Linked DNA regions of Homo sapiens: region 2 is linked to region 1. Evidence: read pairs that join two places in POLR2A ChIA-PET (ENCODE). Cell type or tissue: PC-9. All regions are shown on one strand.

Region 1 (8,000 bases):
TAGCGTTTTCTTTCACGTCTATTAAATAGCAACAAGTGTCCAGGTTTACATTAAGCAATATGCACTAAAACAATTGGTGCATAATAAATTTGATGTATTTGATTTGTTGTAGATTATATACTCTGCACAATCTGACACTTGGTAGAGACGAGGAAGTCTCTGTCCCAAGGAATTATTTCTCTGAATTCAGCAGTCTGATTTGCTTCTTTAAATGACTTAATGTGCTATAAATATTAACTTGTCTAAAAGTTTAAGGCATTTTCACACATTCCTCCCCTCCCCCTGCTTTTTTTCCTAGTATAGCAATCAAGGTTGGCTTCAAATATTATTAATTTGCCAAGTATGTATCTGAGTCACATAATAAACATCACTTTGGGAACATAGCAATGTTCATCAGTGAACAAATAAAGGCAGTGATTCCCTGATGTCAGTATGCCACTGGATCACCCCAAGTCCAAAAGGAAGGCCACCATTGTTCCAAAATCAGGGGCAGGTTAAGTGGGATCAAAATGACTCCACTTACTTTTCCCCTCCCTGGTAATCCAGACCAGGTTGAAAATAACCTGTATCCAGATTTGATTCAGAGATTCTGGACTGATATGTACAATAGACTTCTGTGAAATGTCCCAAGTAAGAAATTGATTCGGGGTCCAGGCACGGTGGCTCATGCCTGTAATCCCAGCACTTTGGGAGGCCGAGATGGGCGGATCCCTTGAGGTCAGGAGTTTGAGACTAGCCTGGCTAACATGGTGAAAACCCATCTCTACTAAAAAATACAAAAATTAGCTGGGCATGGTGGTGGGTGCCTGTAATCCCAGCTATTTGGGAGGCTGAGGCAGGAGAATCGCTTGAACCCAGGAGGCAGAGGCTGAAGTGAGCTGAGATTGTGCCACTGCACTCCAGCCTGGGCAACAGAGTGAGACTCCATCTCAAAAAAAAACAAAAACAAAAACAAAAACAAAAACAAAAAAAAACATTGATTTTGATCCAGATAATCTCTCTTTTGTTTTTGTAATTTAGACTGGTCAACACCCATTGCTTCATTCTAGCTATTTTAAAAGTTTAACTATAGTTGCTATGATGAACTCATTATGTTGACAAAACAAATCACAATTTTCCCTTCTATTACTTATATATGCTTTGTAAAACACCACTTTTCTTGTCCTAGAAAATGTTATAAAAAGATGACTTAAGGGAAGATTTATATAAGGCATAGTGTAGTGTCTAAAACTTGAGTTCTTGTCCAATTATTGCTTTCTAATATTTCAATCTTCTGAAATGACTGAGCCATATTTGGTCTTAGGTTTGCAATTCTATTTCTACCAGGAGCTAGCCTCATAACTTTACGTAATAATAATAATGATACAACAATAAATTTTAACAGCGATTTACAGTTTTAAAATGCATTCACAGTTGTCATTTCATTTGATTCAGCATTCCACAGATATTAATTGAGCATAGACTAAGTGCTAGGCAGTTAGGCAGGGCAGCTGTTATTATGCCCATATGAGAAAACAAATACAGATGTTAAGTGAAGTCTCTAGGATTATACCACTGCCAAAGTGGGGAAGCCAGGAAATGAACCTGGGTTCCCTCTTGAGAGGTAATGTAGTGTGGTGCAGAGATTAGGAGCACAGACTCTGGAACCATGCTGCACTGGCTTAGACACCAGTTCTGCCACATTCTAGCTGTTTAACCTCGGGCAAGTTACTTCACCTCTCTGTGCTGGGGTCTGTTGTGAAGAGATTAAGAATATTCACAAAGCACTTAGAGCCTGGTAGGTAGTAAGAACTAAGTAAGTGTTTACTGTTATTATTTGGTGTTCAGGACAGTATTGTTTTTGGCATTATGCTACTTCTCTCTTTATATAGTTTGATAGACTATCTCCTCTTTCTTTCCAGTGGAGTTTTTCTGTATTTTGTAACTGTCAAATTCATTTGGCAAAATCACTATCTATCTGTCATTTGGCCTGTATGACTAAAATGGTCTATTTGGAATAACTGGGCTTTAAGAAACCACCCCCAGCTTATATACTCATTTTCTTTCTTTCTTTCTTTCTTTCTTTCTTTCTTTCTTTCTTTCTTTCTTTCTTTCTTTCTTTTTTTTTTTTTTTGAAACAGGGTCTCTCTCTGTCACCCAAGCTGGAGTGCAATGGCACAGTCTCAGTTCACTGCAACCTCCAGTCCCCAGCGTTAAGCAATCCTACCACCTTGGCCTCCTGAGTAGGTGGGACCCCAGGCACATACCACCACACCCAGCTATTTTTGTATTTCCATATTTTTAGTAGAGACAGGAGTCTCACCATGTTGCCCAGGCTGGTCTTGAACTCCTGAGCTCAAGCCATCTACCCACCTCCGCCTCCCAAAGTGCTACAAGCATGAGCCACCATGCTCGGCCTATATTCTCATTTTCTAGAATGCTAAGAAATGAAGCTGATCCTTATGTGAAGAGATGTAGTGAGAAACTCTTTGAAGAAAGGTCTAGTTAAGTCTTGGTAAAATAGAATTGCATGAAAACATTTTCAGGATAATGTGGAAGGATTTCATTATTTTTTCCTACATATACACGAATATGAGTGTAATTTGCAATTTCTGAAAGACCAGTGGTTTCTATGATCACTCTAAAATTACCTGGTAGATAAAGTAACATGTCTGACAGTTGGACTTCTCCCAGAAATTCTTTATTAAAGCTTCTCAATTAATACAAGCACATTTTTAATCTATTGTTATTTATTTTAATGGTCCTAGAAGAAAACATTTATTTACTCCAAAAAGTTAAACACTGATTACATGAATATTGGCTAACAGTATCTATTTTTATAGTTTAAATTAAATTATCTTACTTAAAGTATAGTAGAGGGGTTTGCTTAGTCCATGAGATAAAAACTAAAAGCAAGCCAAAAAAAAAAAAAAAAAAGGAAGGAAAACAAAAAAAAAACAAACAAAAAAGTGTTGAAAGACTTTTAGATTTTCTTCTTGTTAAGCATAGTTTCATTTGTTCAGAGGCAAATTATTGATAGCATTTTATTGTGAATTTTCATCTTACAGAGTTTAAACATCTTCCAGAACCTAAATAAGCGGCAGTTTGAAACAGTTATTCATTTGTTCGAGGTCGCAATAATAGCAACTGACCTGGCTTTATATTTCAAGTAAGTACATAACTCTGCACAGTGGAATGCCCTATACTCTGTGTGGTTTTACCTTCCATAAATTATCTGTTGCATTAATGTTAAAAGGCATTTATTCACACACATACACACACACAGACACACACACACACATACACACAAAATTTGCTCTCCTTTTGGATTACCAAGTAGAGTATCTTCAAGACAGATGCCTGCCAGTAAATTTACTAGACCTCTGGGAACATATTTTAAAAACATAAGCTCCTAATATTAAGTAGGTTGCTCTCCGAACAGGTTTGAATTGCAGAATGTGCAGCCAAGTTTGTGCCTTGTCAAAAGAGTGAAGCCAAGAGACCTCTCAAGGTGGCTTTTTGTCCAGGTGAATTCTCTATGGTCCAGAATCTGGCATTTTAATGTTTCAGCCTCAGAAATTTAATTCTGTCAAAGTCTGGGAGCTGAACAATTTTGATGGCATTGACACACATTAACCAAACTTACAAAACTGAGTCATACGTAACAGAGAGCCAGCCTATTTACAACAGTAATATTGCCAAGGAGACCAGATACTCCCAGTATCTCCACATTTTCTCATAAGTGAACTATAAAGTTGCTTGATGAAAATGGGTTAGAACAAGATGAACTAGTTATAGGATGGAAATATTCAGTGGCTTGGGCATTGTCAAATTATGCCTTTCTGATCCTTCACTAAATATTTATTTATTATTTATTATTATTATTATATGTATTATTATACAGGTCTCACTCTGTCACCTGGGCTGGAGTGCAGTGGCACAACCTCGGGTCACTGCAATCTCGGCCTCCAAGGTTCAAGCGATTCTCCTGCCTCAGCCTCCTGAGTAGCTGGGACTTCAGTCTCCCACCACCACATCTGGCTAATTTTTATATTTTTAGTAGAGATGGGTTTCACCATGTTGGCCAGGCTGGTCTTGAACTCCCGACCTCAACTGATCTGCCCACCTGGCCCTCCCAAAGTGCTGGGATTACAGGTGTGAGCCGTTGCACTGGGCCTGAATATTTAATTATTAAATAGTTCAATGTGAAGACAAATACTAAGAATAATAAAATGGATATCCAAATATCTATAGCCTAAATTTAACAAATGCGAAATTTTGCCATATTTGCCTCAGATTTTGCTTTATAAGGAGAAAAAAACTAGTGATGCAATTGAGGTATTCCACCCCTACTCCACTATGAAAAATCCCTTCCCTTCTTCCACAAAGATATCACCGTCTGACGTTGATGTGTATTCATAATTTCCATCCATGTTTTTATATGGTATTGTTGTGTGTTGTTTTTTTTGTTTGGTTTCTTGGTTTTTTTGCGACGGAGTCTCACTCTGTCACCAGGCTGGAGTGCAGTGGCGCAATCTCGGCTCACTGTAATCTCTGCCTCCTGGGTTCAAGTGATTCTTCTGCCTCAGCCTCCAGAGTAGCTAGGACTACAGGCACACGTCACCACGCCTGGCTAATTTTTTTTTTTTTTTTTTTTTTTTTTTTGTATTTTAGTAGAGATGGGGTTTCACCATGTTGGCCAGGATGGTCTCTCTATCTCCTGACCTCGTGATCCACCCACCTTGGCCTCCCAAAATGCTGGGATTAGAGGCGTGAGCCACCTCGCCCAACCTGTTGTGTGTTTTCAAATTGTCCATAGGTGGTATCATACTGTCTGTACATACCTTTCTGCAACTTGCTTTATTCATGCAACATTGTGTTTCAAAGATTTATCATTGATAATAAATGGAGCTCCAATGCATCCATTTTAACTGAATAGAGTATTCAACTGTTGAATATTCATAATTAATTTACCCAGTCTTCTATTCATAGACATTTCAATTGTTTCTAATTTTTCATCATTGCCTACAATGCTACCTTGTATGTCCCTGTATATATATATGAGAGTTTCTCTAAGAAATGTAAAAGTGACAATGCTGTAGGATTTGCATGTCTTCAATTTCATGCTACATTACAAAACTGCACTCCTGAGAAGTTGTGCCAGTTAGCACTCCCACACACAGTGTGCAAGAGTTCCAGCTGAGTGAGGTGGCTCATGCCTGTAATCTCAGCACTTTGGGAGGCCAAGGCAGGAGGATCACTTGAGGCCAGGAATTTGAGACCAGCCTGGGCAACATAGCAAGACTGTCTCTACAAAAAAATTAAAAAATTAGCCAGGCATGCTGGAGCATGCCTGTAGTCCCACCTACTCGGTAGGCTGAAGTGGGAGGATCCCTTAAGCCTAGGAGTTCAAGGTTCCAGTGAGCTAGGATCAAGCTATTTCACTCCAGCCTGAGTGGTAGAGCAAGATTCTGTCTCAAAAAAAAAAAAAAAAAAAAAAAGAAAAAGAAAAAGAAAAGAAAGAAAGAAAGAAAGAAAAAGAAAAATACCACATCTGAAGTACTCTTGAACTCAGCAAATTGAAATTTTATTTTGCTAATATAATGAGTGTGAGATAATATCTTATTGTTCAAATTTGTAGTTTCTTGATTAGTAGTGAGACCAGCTGGACATCCGTGTGTTTTGGGTTCCAACTTTTTGTTGGCTATATGTGTTGTGATATCTTATCATAGTTTGGGGCCTTTATTTTTAGGTTATGGTCTCTTTTCTCATATGTAATTTTGTATTTACTTTCATTTTTAAAGAGACAGGGTCTTGCTTTGTTGCCCAGGCTGGTTTAAAACTCCCGGCTTCAAGCAATCCTCCCACCTTAGTCTCCCAAAGTGCTGGGATTATAGATGTGAGCCACTGCACCCGGCCTTATATGTAACTTTTTCGTTGTAATGTATTCCAAGTTACCTGTTTTGTTTTGTTTTTCCCTCTCTCTCTCTCTCTCTCTCTGTATGGTTTGTGCTTTTTCTGCCTTAAACCCTTTCTGAGCCAAAGTTATACCACCATTCTCTGCTCTCGTATTTTCTGGCCCTGTAGACTTTGCTATGTGGACATCACAATGCAAAGTGGGAACGTGAAATCTGAAAAGCATGTATTTAAGATATTTTTTCTCTCTTTTCATAAGCTAAAATTGTTGCTCACAGCTGTATCTTTTCTAGGAAGAGGACCATGTTTCAAAAAATTGTTGATGCCTGTGAACAAATGCAAACGGAAGAAGAAGCCATCAAATATGTAACTGTTGATCCAACCAAGAAAGAGATTATCATGTAGGTAGTTGAAATTGTATTTCTCTCTTGTTTTTTGTAAAAATAACTTATTTTGTACTTATTTCTATTTTAAAATTTTTTGTTTTCTTCCTAAGGGCAATGATGATGACGGCATGTGACTTGTCTGCTATTACCAAGCCCTGGGAGGTGCAAAGTCAGGTGAGTCCAGTTAAGTTTTCTTTTCTGTCACACTGTCAGGTACTGCCTAGGTCCCATGTAAATGTCCACCTAAAGATCTCAGGCAACCTCAGAATTCTGAAAAATTACAAATATTAGTGAGACAGTAGGCAATTTGATTAGGCCCTAGAATAAAGCAAATAGAAGGAACTTTGGAAGGAGAATTCTTTCTTGAAAGAATTCTTTAACATTGAAACACTGTAAATAATTTATATAAAATTATCCAAGAAATGTCTGAGTTTTTAAATAGAGGAGTGTATTAGCCTGTTCTCATGCTGCTGCTAATAAAGACATACCCGAGACTGGGTAATTTATAAAGGAAAGAGGTTTAATGAACTCACAGTTCCACATGGCTGGGGAGGCCTCACAATCATGGTGGAAGATGAAGGAAGAGCAAAGGGATGTCTTATGTGGTGGCAGGCAAGAGAGAGCGTGTGCAGGGGAACTCCCCTTTATAAAACCATCAGATCTTGTGAGACTTACTTAATATCACTAGAACAGCACGGGAAAGATTTGTCCCCATGATCCAATTACCTCCCACTGGGTCACTCCCATGAATTGGGAATTATGGGAACTACAATTCAAGATGAGATTTGTGTGGGGACATAGCCAAACTATATCAATGAGGTAAGTCAGAACAAGATCAGGATGCATCGTTAGTGTTTTCCTCTATCAAGGGTGTTTTTGCTCCTATAGTCTCTTCTTCAATGTGCTGTGAATTATAAGAAGGCACTGACTGTGAGATGATGTCTAAGGTTGCCTTCCACTGAAGTTCTTCCCCCACCTTGGGGAGGCACTAGTCTACCACTTGCTTTCTTACTAATTGGATGAAAAAACCTTCCTTTTTCCTCCAGTAATTTCTAGGGAAACCCCTAAGCAGAAGAGAGCCCAGAATTAAATGGGTTTAACTATAAAAGTGGGTTGTATCTTTTTAAAAAGATAGAATAATTAGAACTCAGTGTAGGGGAGAAAAAATATCTATTTCTCACCCATCCTAGCTTCATGACTGAGGCCCCTATAACAAAAGACAGATTAACAAGAGAAAAGCGTACACGTTTATTTGTTTTACATGTAATACAGGAGCCTTCGTGAGGAAACAAAGACCCTAAGAAACAGTTAAACTTGTATGTTTTATGCTAGGTTGGATGAATTAGATAGTCATGGAGAAATAGAATTCAACAAAGAGGGTATGATCTAATCGTGAGGCAGCTTAGCAAGGCCGATTTGTTCAGATTCTTCTTGGCATCTTTGTGTCTCTGGCTCCTTTCCTCCAGGAATAGGGAGGGCACCTCTTGAATGAAGGTCTTATGATCTGCTTCAGGGGAAGGTCAGAAAATCCTTACCTGGTTTTATGACCTACTTCAGGGGAGAAGGTCGGGGGAAGGTGAGACTGATCTTCCTGCTGCTTTAGTTTCCTCAAATTCCGTCACCTTAAAATATTTGGGGGCAGGGTGTCCTGAACTCCGTCACCATCAAGTCCAAAACCAAATGCTTCCTCTCCTTCCACCTCGACATGCCTGCTCTTCT
Region 2 (8,000 bases), 140 kb before region 1:
AATCCCTGCCATACAAAGCTTCTGTCTTCACATGGCCTCATTCTCTATGTATATCTGTGTGTCTGCTCCTTTTTATAAGGATACTAGTCATTGGATTTAGGGCTCACCCTACTCCAGTATGGCCTCATTTTAACTAATTGCATCTGCAAAGCCTCCCCCTCCCCTTTTTTTTTTTTGAGACGGGGTCTCACTCTATTGTCTAGGTTGGAGTGCAGTGGCGCAATCTTGGCTCACTGCAACCTCCGCCTCCCGCATTCAAGTGATCTGCTACCTCAGCCTCCCAAGTAGCTGGGACTGCAGGTACGTGCCACCATGCCCGGCTAAAAAATAGAGACAGGGTTTTGCCATGTTGGCCAGGCTGGTCTTGAACTCCTGGCCTCAAGTAATCCGCCCGCCTCGGCCTCCCAAAGTGCTGGGATTACAGGTGTGAGCCACTGCCCAGCCCACAGACCCCATTTCTGAATAAGGTCATATTCTGAGGTTTCAAGTGGACATGAATTTTGGGGGACATTATTCAACTCACTGTAAGTATGAAACCCCTATACAAACAGGTGAGTGACGGCAGCTTGGAGTTTTTAATTGGGTTATAAAAGATCATATAAAGGATGAAAGTTGGTAGTAAAGAGAGAAGGTAGCTGTTAAGTTTGATCCTCTAAAGAAGACACTGAGATGATGTTAGGAGTGCAGACGGTTTATTGGGGAGCAAGATCTGTGCAAGGAAAAAGGAAGTAGTTATGCCAGGGAGACCATCAGACCATGATGAAAACCTAACAAGGTCTCTGTCACCCCATGGGGGGCTCCAGAGCAGAGAGTGCTGAAAAGCAGAGTCCTCGTTGGGCAGCAATAGTTAGGCACTTGTTCAGTTGTTGGCTGGGGCCAATCCAGCTCAGCTCAAAAGCTGACAGGGACTTGAAGGAATTAACAGATGGAGGCTGTCAGCTAATCAGCTAATCACTCACCATGCAGCTGGGCAGAGATCCTCTTTTTTTTGTTTGTTTTTTTGAGAGACGCAGTTTCACTGGAGTTTCCAGGCTGGAGTGCAGGGGCATGATCTCAGCTCACTGCCACCTCCACCTCCCGGGTTCAAGTGATTCTCCTGCCTCAGCCTCCTGAGTAGTTAGGATTACAGGCACGCGCCACCATGCCTGGCTAATTTTTGTATTTTTATTAGAGACAGGGTTTCACCATGTTGGCCAGGCTGGTCTTGAACTCCTGACCTCAGGTGATCCACCACCCTCGGCCTCTCAAAGTGCTGGGATTACAGGCGAGAGCCACCGCACCCAGCCAGCTGGGCAGGGCTCTTGAAGGGGGATTCTGAGCAGTTCATCTCCATGTCTGTCATAAAACGTGTTTTAGTTTACAGAGAATGACATATACGCACACACAAAGCAAGTTGTGTACTGAAAAAAGCAAACAAATGAACTTAATCCCACATAAACTACGATGGTGTCATGTTGTTATGTATTCTGAAGGCATGTAACATAGAATGGTTGCCCAGAATTAGTCTATGAGCCATAGAGTTTTTGTTGGAAAAGACTACATCACTTGGACTCTCTTGCCCATTTTAAGATTTTGTTTTTTTATTTTACTGTTGATTTTCTTTCATCTTCCCATTAAGGCTCTGGAGAAAAATCAGCAGTGGCTCGTGTATGATCAGCAGCGGGAAGTCTATGTAAAAGGACTTTTAGCAAAGATCTTTGAGTTGGAAAAGAAAACGGAAACAGCTGCTCATTCACTCCCACAGCAGACAAAAAAGCCTGAATCAGAAGGTACTGACTGGTATAAAAATGTTCTCTAGGGATAGGCCTGACATTTTCCAAAAGGAATGATTCATCAAATTTAGATTTTTATAGATATGTGTTAGAAAGTAAAATAAGAGCAAGTCTTATAGCCCTGAAGTAAGAAATACCATTTTTGCAAGTTTTATTTCCTAACGTTTTCAGATCAAAAGAAAGTACCAACACAGGCTAATGGGTGATCTTTGGCAGTTCTGAAATCACATTCAGTTCTCTCTACCCATGAATGTCCTTCCCCTTTTTCAAAGTCCTTCTCCAGCTTTTACTTCCCCCAGAGTTGGCCTTGTCACAATTCTCTTTTCACTTTGCTTCCCTTCAGCACTTATTCATATCAACCCCAGGAGAAAGAATGCCTTTTTTAGATGATCCTTAAATCATTTGAACTTCAGGTATAGAATTGAGATGAAATTTCTCATTCACGATGCTGTCTTTTTGCCAAGCACTTTGCAGTTTCCCTTACATAGATCTTAGTGGAGTTTTAGAGCAACCCTAAGAGGCGGGGCAGGAAAGGTCAGTATTCTCATTTTACAGATGAAGAAATAGGTTTAGCAATTCTAGATGACAAGCTAAGAAAAGAAAAATGAGAAACTCCATGCAATGCTCTCCTTAAAAGACTGACAGTTTGGAGGGGACCAAAGCCTTGAATTTTATAGAGAAGTCTAAAGAAAGGGGAACAAGACTCATAAGATTGGAGAATCATATTTGAATACTTAAAACAAAGCTAATGCTAAAAAGAAACTATAAATGTCTCTGGAGGCACTTCAAAGCTGTCAGCCCTAATGGCACTAAGTTGCTTCTATAAAATATGTGCTTATGTAAAAGCAGGATTTTAGTTATGGGCTAAGTCTAATTTCTTTTCTTTGGTAATACAGTTCTCTCTCTCTCTCTCTCTCTTTCTCTGTGTGTCTGTTTTATCAAAGCAATATAAGCACTTGTTAGAATAATGTAATAGTTAAGAAGGACCTTGCCCTGTCTTTCCCATCCCAATCCCCGTTTCTTCCTCCCATCAGGCAACTGCTCTTAATATTTCTATTTTTAATTTTGATAGTTATCTCCACATATAAATAATGAGCTTGTGTTCCTATTTGTTGATTGAACTTCTTGAGACTTTCCCTCCCAACAGAATAGATGTTACTGTTTTTAGTTCTTCTATTTGTGAGTTTTATAACTTCAAATAGTATACCTGAACTTGTTTTTTATTTCATCAAATATCAACCATAGTCCCTATCTCTTGACTTTTCATGTTGTAAACTAAGGAAATAGTGTGATTCATTTAGATGTTTGATGTTTCTCTTTTCAGGAATATTATTTATTTTATAAAGTGAGTTGTGCCGTAATGTTGTTTGTCATAGGTTATCTTCAAGAAGAGAAGCAGAAATGTTACAACGATCTCTTGGCAAGTGCAAAAAAAGATCTTGAGGTTGAACGACAAACCATAACTCAGCTGAGTTTTGAACTGAGTGAATTTCGAAGAAAATATGAAGAAACCCAAAAAGAAGTTCACAATTTAAATCAGCTGTTGTATTCACAAAGAAGGGCAGATGTGCAACATCTGGAAGATGATAGGCATAAAACAGAGAAGATACAAAAACTCAGGGAAGAGAATGATATTGCTAGGGGAAAACTTGAAGAAGAGAAGAAGAGATCCGAAGAGCTCTTATCTCAGGTAAACTTAACCAGATCCATAATTCAGAGTGTTCACCGAACACTTTCTAAGTGTCAGGGACTATTTGACCACTAGAGAACTGGCTAGGGACAAAACAAATTCCTGCCCCTCATGGGAGTTATATTCCAGAACAGAAACAGACCATAAACAATAAATAAGGAAACTAAAGAAAATGCAACAGGGTGACATGACAAAGGGAAATTGGGGACCAGTGGAGGCCTCTCTGAGGAGATGGCATTTGGACAAAGACCTGATGATGAGGAGGACCCAGTGAGGTGGGTGACTTTTCCTCTCAATGGAGGAAATTGTACACACAAAGGCTCTGAGTGAGGAGGAGGTCAGTATATGTGAGAAGCCAAAAGAAGAAGTGAAGTAATGAGAGGAATCGAGGCTGATTCCTAGACTGGCATCTTAATGGTGATGATATGTGCTCAAGTGAATTCACATGGCATCTTCCATGTTCTTGTTATGCTCATAGCCTTATGCTATGGTATCATAATAATGTTGGAGTTACTACGTTAGGATTATTGGAATTGAACAGTACTTTGATGGAACTCTTTAATTTAGATTTTGCTTTGCAGCCTGGCATCATGGAAGGAACATTATTTGGAATCCATGCCTAGTCTCTAGTCCAGGATATATGGCCTTAGGCAAATCACCTAACTTCTCTGACTACTCACTGGTTATTCCCTTGTCAAATTAATAATAACCTCTGCTTGCCATATAGGGCTTTGGTGAGCGTCAGTTGAGAGAAGGTAAAAGTGCTTTGTAAACTAAGCGAGGTAAATGCTAGTTATTGCTACTATTTTAATAATAATTTTTAACAGTCCTACAAAAGTTGAGGGTGCTGGTGATGGGACAGTAACAAGTCCATCTATAACATTTGCCATCTTAGTCTTTTTTTTCTTTTTTTTTTTCTGAGACAGGGTCTTGCTCTGTCGCCCAGGCTGGAATGCAATGGCGTAATCTCAGCTCACTGTAACCTCCACCTCCTGTCTTCAAGTGATTCTTGTGCCTCAGCCTCCTGAGTAGCTGGGATTACAGGTGCCCACCACCACGGCTGGCCAATTTTTATATTTTTAGTAGAGATGGGGTTTCACCATGTTGGCCAGGCTGGTCTCAAACTCCTGACCTCATGTGATCCACCTGCCTTGGCCTCCCAAAGTGCTGGGATTACAGGTGCAAGCCACTGTGTCCAGCCTGCCATCTTAGTCTTTACCACTCACACTTCTTCTGTCTACAGGTATGAGCAGTGATACTAGGGAGAGATTAAGTCTGCTGATTAAATTTTGCTTCAGCTCTGGCTAAGGGCCCAGCACTGCCACCCATGTTATCCTACTCAGAAGTGTCAGAACCTCCAGGAAAGGGGGCATGGCTGCTGCAGAGTTCAGTGCTGTTTATCAGCATTCAGTCTGTGTGCCTCAGGGAACTCTCGGCAAGGGCGGTGGTATACTGCTTAGCTGCTGGCATAGATAGCCATCAGATGGCCAGCTGGAATGATTCACCCCTGACTAGCAGGTGTTGTCCTGGTTAGAGATGTGAGACTTGTGATGTGAGCTTTCCGTGCATCCCAGGTCAAGCCGGAAAAGGTTGGATGTGACAGCATTGGTTCTCTTTATGTCCTACAGGTCCAGTTTCTTTACACATCTCTGCTAAAGCAGCAAGAAGAACAAACAAGGGTAGCTCTGTTGGAACAACAGGTACTCATTCGGGTTGCTTCTAAATTCAATTCTGCCTGTTAGAAAATGCAGTTTTTCCTCATGTTTATGCTGTTCTATGGAGAACTGTTTGAAAGTTGTGAAAAGTGTCTTTAAAAGACTTCAATAAAAGTCTTTCTTCTTCAATAAAAAAGATATTTCAAGAGACTCTGCTAGCCACTTATTCCTGTTGCTGACCTTAGGCTAAACAGATTCTTGAGGTGTGATGGCAGTTTTCTTGACAGGTAGATGTTGGCCTTGGCAAATTTTGCTCTTCCCCAGTGGCTGTAGCTCCTAGCCTAACAATGTCTCCTAAGTAGGGCTACCTTATAACTTCAAGCAGAACTTGGAGAGACACCATTTAGTCTCAGAATGTATTATAAATGGTGTAAAGCAGAGATTTTTAGTATATTCCAAACCAGGGAATAGCTATCTCTTTCCCTTCTCCTTCTTCCCCCTTAAAAAAGGTGGATAGGGAGGAGTAATTCTAATCAACAACTTCTTAAGCTGCTCTTCATTCACCTATACCTCAGCGTTGGCTTTGCTCCTTGGATAAACCAAATCCTCAGCCATAAGCTGCCTCGTTTATTAACATTTCATGGTGCTTAGGTGAATTCTTGCTACGATGGTACAATAAATATTTTCTTCATGTGCTAATAAAAAAATGTGAGCATCCAGTCAAGAGAACTAGACAGTCTGTATCAGCTGTAATGGTCTTGTTCTGGGCCTTTTCCAGATGCAGGCATGTACTTTAGACTTTGAAAATGAAAAACTCGACCGTCAACATGTGCAGCATCAATTGCATGTAATTCTTAAGGAGCTCCGAAAAGCAAGAAATCAAATAACACAGTTGGAATCCTTGGTGAGTCTGGAATGATTAAACTAAAATTTGTCTTCGTCTTCCATTTATATACCAAATCAGTTCCGAACTTAGGAGGATACAGCTTAACACACAGCTAGCTGTATCTCAAATCAGTAGGTAGAGCCTCTGCCTCATTTGAAGCAACTGCCCTTTGAGCATCAATTCAGAGGACATGAAAGAGGGACATGATCACATCTGGAAACATTCCCCCAACTACCCCAGCTGCTGTGATGCTGGAGGCACTAAATAGTGCCTGAGCTGGGGTCAAAAGGGTAGAATAGAGGGTAGTCACAGAATCCTGAACTGAAATTGTGTTTATCTATTAAAAAAGAAAGAAAGGCTGGGCACGATGGCTTATACCTTTAATCCCAGCGCTTTGGGAGGCCAAGGCAGGCGGATCATGAGGTCAGGAGTTGGAGACCAGCCTGACCAACATGGTGAAACCCTGTCTCTACTAAAAATACAAAAAATTAGCCGGGCGTGGTGGCGGGTGCCTGTAACCTCAGCTACTTGGGAGGCCGAGGCAGGAGAATCACTTGAACCCGGGATGCAGAGGTTGCAGTGGGCTGAGACTGAGCCACTGCACTCCAGCCTGGGCAGCAGAGCAAGACTCTGTCTCAAAAAAAAAAAAAAAAGAAAAAGAAAAAAATGCTGTTTTTAGGGATAATGGACTATTACTGTTAATATGCTTTTTAGATGTATTATGAGGTTTGTGTGAGTCACTCTGAAAACATAATCTTTTAAAACATGAACCTTTTAAATAATATTGTTTCTATGATGAAATGGTTTTTCACTTACTTATTCTCACCTTACTAATAAGCTTTTGGACCAAACTTGTTGGGGGTCTGCATTTGAATATATGTCTGTCCCACTAGTACATATTTTAAATTTTATTCTACTACTATAGAATACTTGGAGACAGTGAAATGTTACAAATATGATTCCTCAGTTTTCAAAGGAGGAAAAAAAAACAATGATAAAAGTAAAAATCACTTGTAACTTCTGTATGAATAAAAGAAAGAAAATATATTTTTGGCTCTGTTCTTAAGTATATAATTGATTTTACCCATTTATAATATTTGAAATGAAAATTTATAATTCATTTTTGTTATTGACCATTCAAAGCTTAGGGAGCAGAGGGTATGCAAAAGAATTTGTAATTTTGTGGGGGCGGTTCCAAGATGGCTGAATAGGAACAGCTCCAGTCTACAGCTCCCAGCGTGAGCGACACAGAAGACGGATGATTTCTGCATTTCCAACTGAGGTACTGGGTTCATCTCAGTGGGGACTGTCAGACAGTGGATGCAGCGCACCGAGCGTGAACCGAAGCAGGGTGAGGCATCGCCTCACCCAGGAAGCGCAAGGGGTCAGGGAATTCCCTTTTCTAGCCAAGGAAAGGGGTGACTGACGGCACCTGGAAAATCAGGTCATTCCCACCCTAATACTGCGCTATTCCGACGGTCTTAGCAAACAGCACACCAGGAGATTATATCCCACGCCTGGCTTGGAGGGTCCTACACCTACGGAGCCTTGCTCATTGCTACCACAGCAGTCTGAGATCAAACTGCAAGGTAGCAGTGAGGCTGGGGGAGGGGTGCCCGCCATTGCTGAGGCTCGAGTAAGTAAACAAAGCGGCCGGGAAGCTCGAACTGGGTGGAGCCCACCGCAGCTCAAGGAGGCCTGCCTGCCTCTGTAGACTCCAACTCTGGGGGCAGGGCATAGCCAAACAAAAGGCAGCAGAAACCTCTGCAGACTTAAATGTCCCTGTCTGACAGATTGGAAGACAGTAGTGGTTCTCCCAGCACGCAGCTTGAGATCTGAGAACGGACAGACTGCCTCTACAAGTGGGTCCCTGACCCCCGTGTAGCCTAACTGGGAGGCACCCCCCAGTAGGGGCAGACTGACACCTCACACAGCCGGGTACCCCTCTGAGACAAAACTTCCAGAGGAGCAATCAGGCAGCAACATTTGCTGTTCAC

Evidence for each region. Peaks named below come from ENCODE experiments on the same cell type or tissue, not always from the same donor. Only the 100,000 strongest peaks of a DNase experiment are listed, where the experiment ranks them.
Region 2: POLR2A ChIA-PET joins it to region 1 with 14 read pairs; 2 of 35 experiments call an interaction of 5 or more read pairs at or near these places.

Annotation. Positions count from the first base shown.
Region 1 is chr10:93,652,713-93,660,712 of GRCh38, forward strand. PDE6C (phosphodiesterase 6C) reads left to right here. Exons shown (of 22, transcript NM_006204.4): 16 at 3,048-3,148; 17 at 6,189-6,296; 18 at 6,392-6,455. Among named protein-coding and RNA genes, the nearest start is that of PDE6C, 44 kb to the left of the region's middle. In PC-9, no CTCF peak of the experiment used is centred here; a DNase peak (open chromatin) is centred at 359.
Region 2 is chr10:93,513,787-93,521,786 of GRCh38, forward strand. CEP55 (centrosomal protein 55) reads left to right here. Exons shown (of 9, transcript NM_018131.5): 5 at 1,619-1,769; 6 at 3,149-3,462; 7 at 5,091-5,162; 8 at 5,896-6,021. Among named protein-coding and RNA genes, the nearest start is that of CEP55, 21 kb to the left of the region's middle. In PC-9, no CTCF peak of the experiment used is centred here; a DNase peak (open chromatin) is centred at 4,945.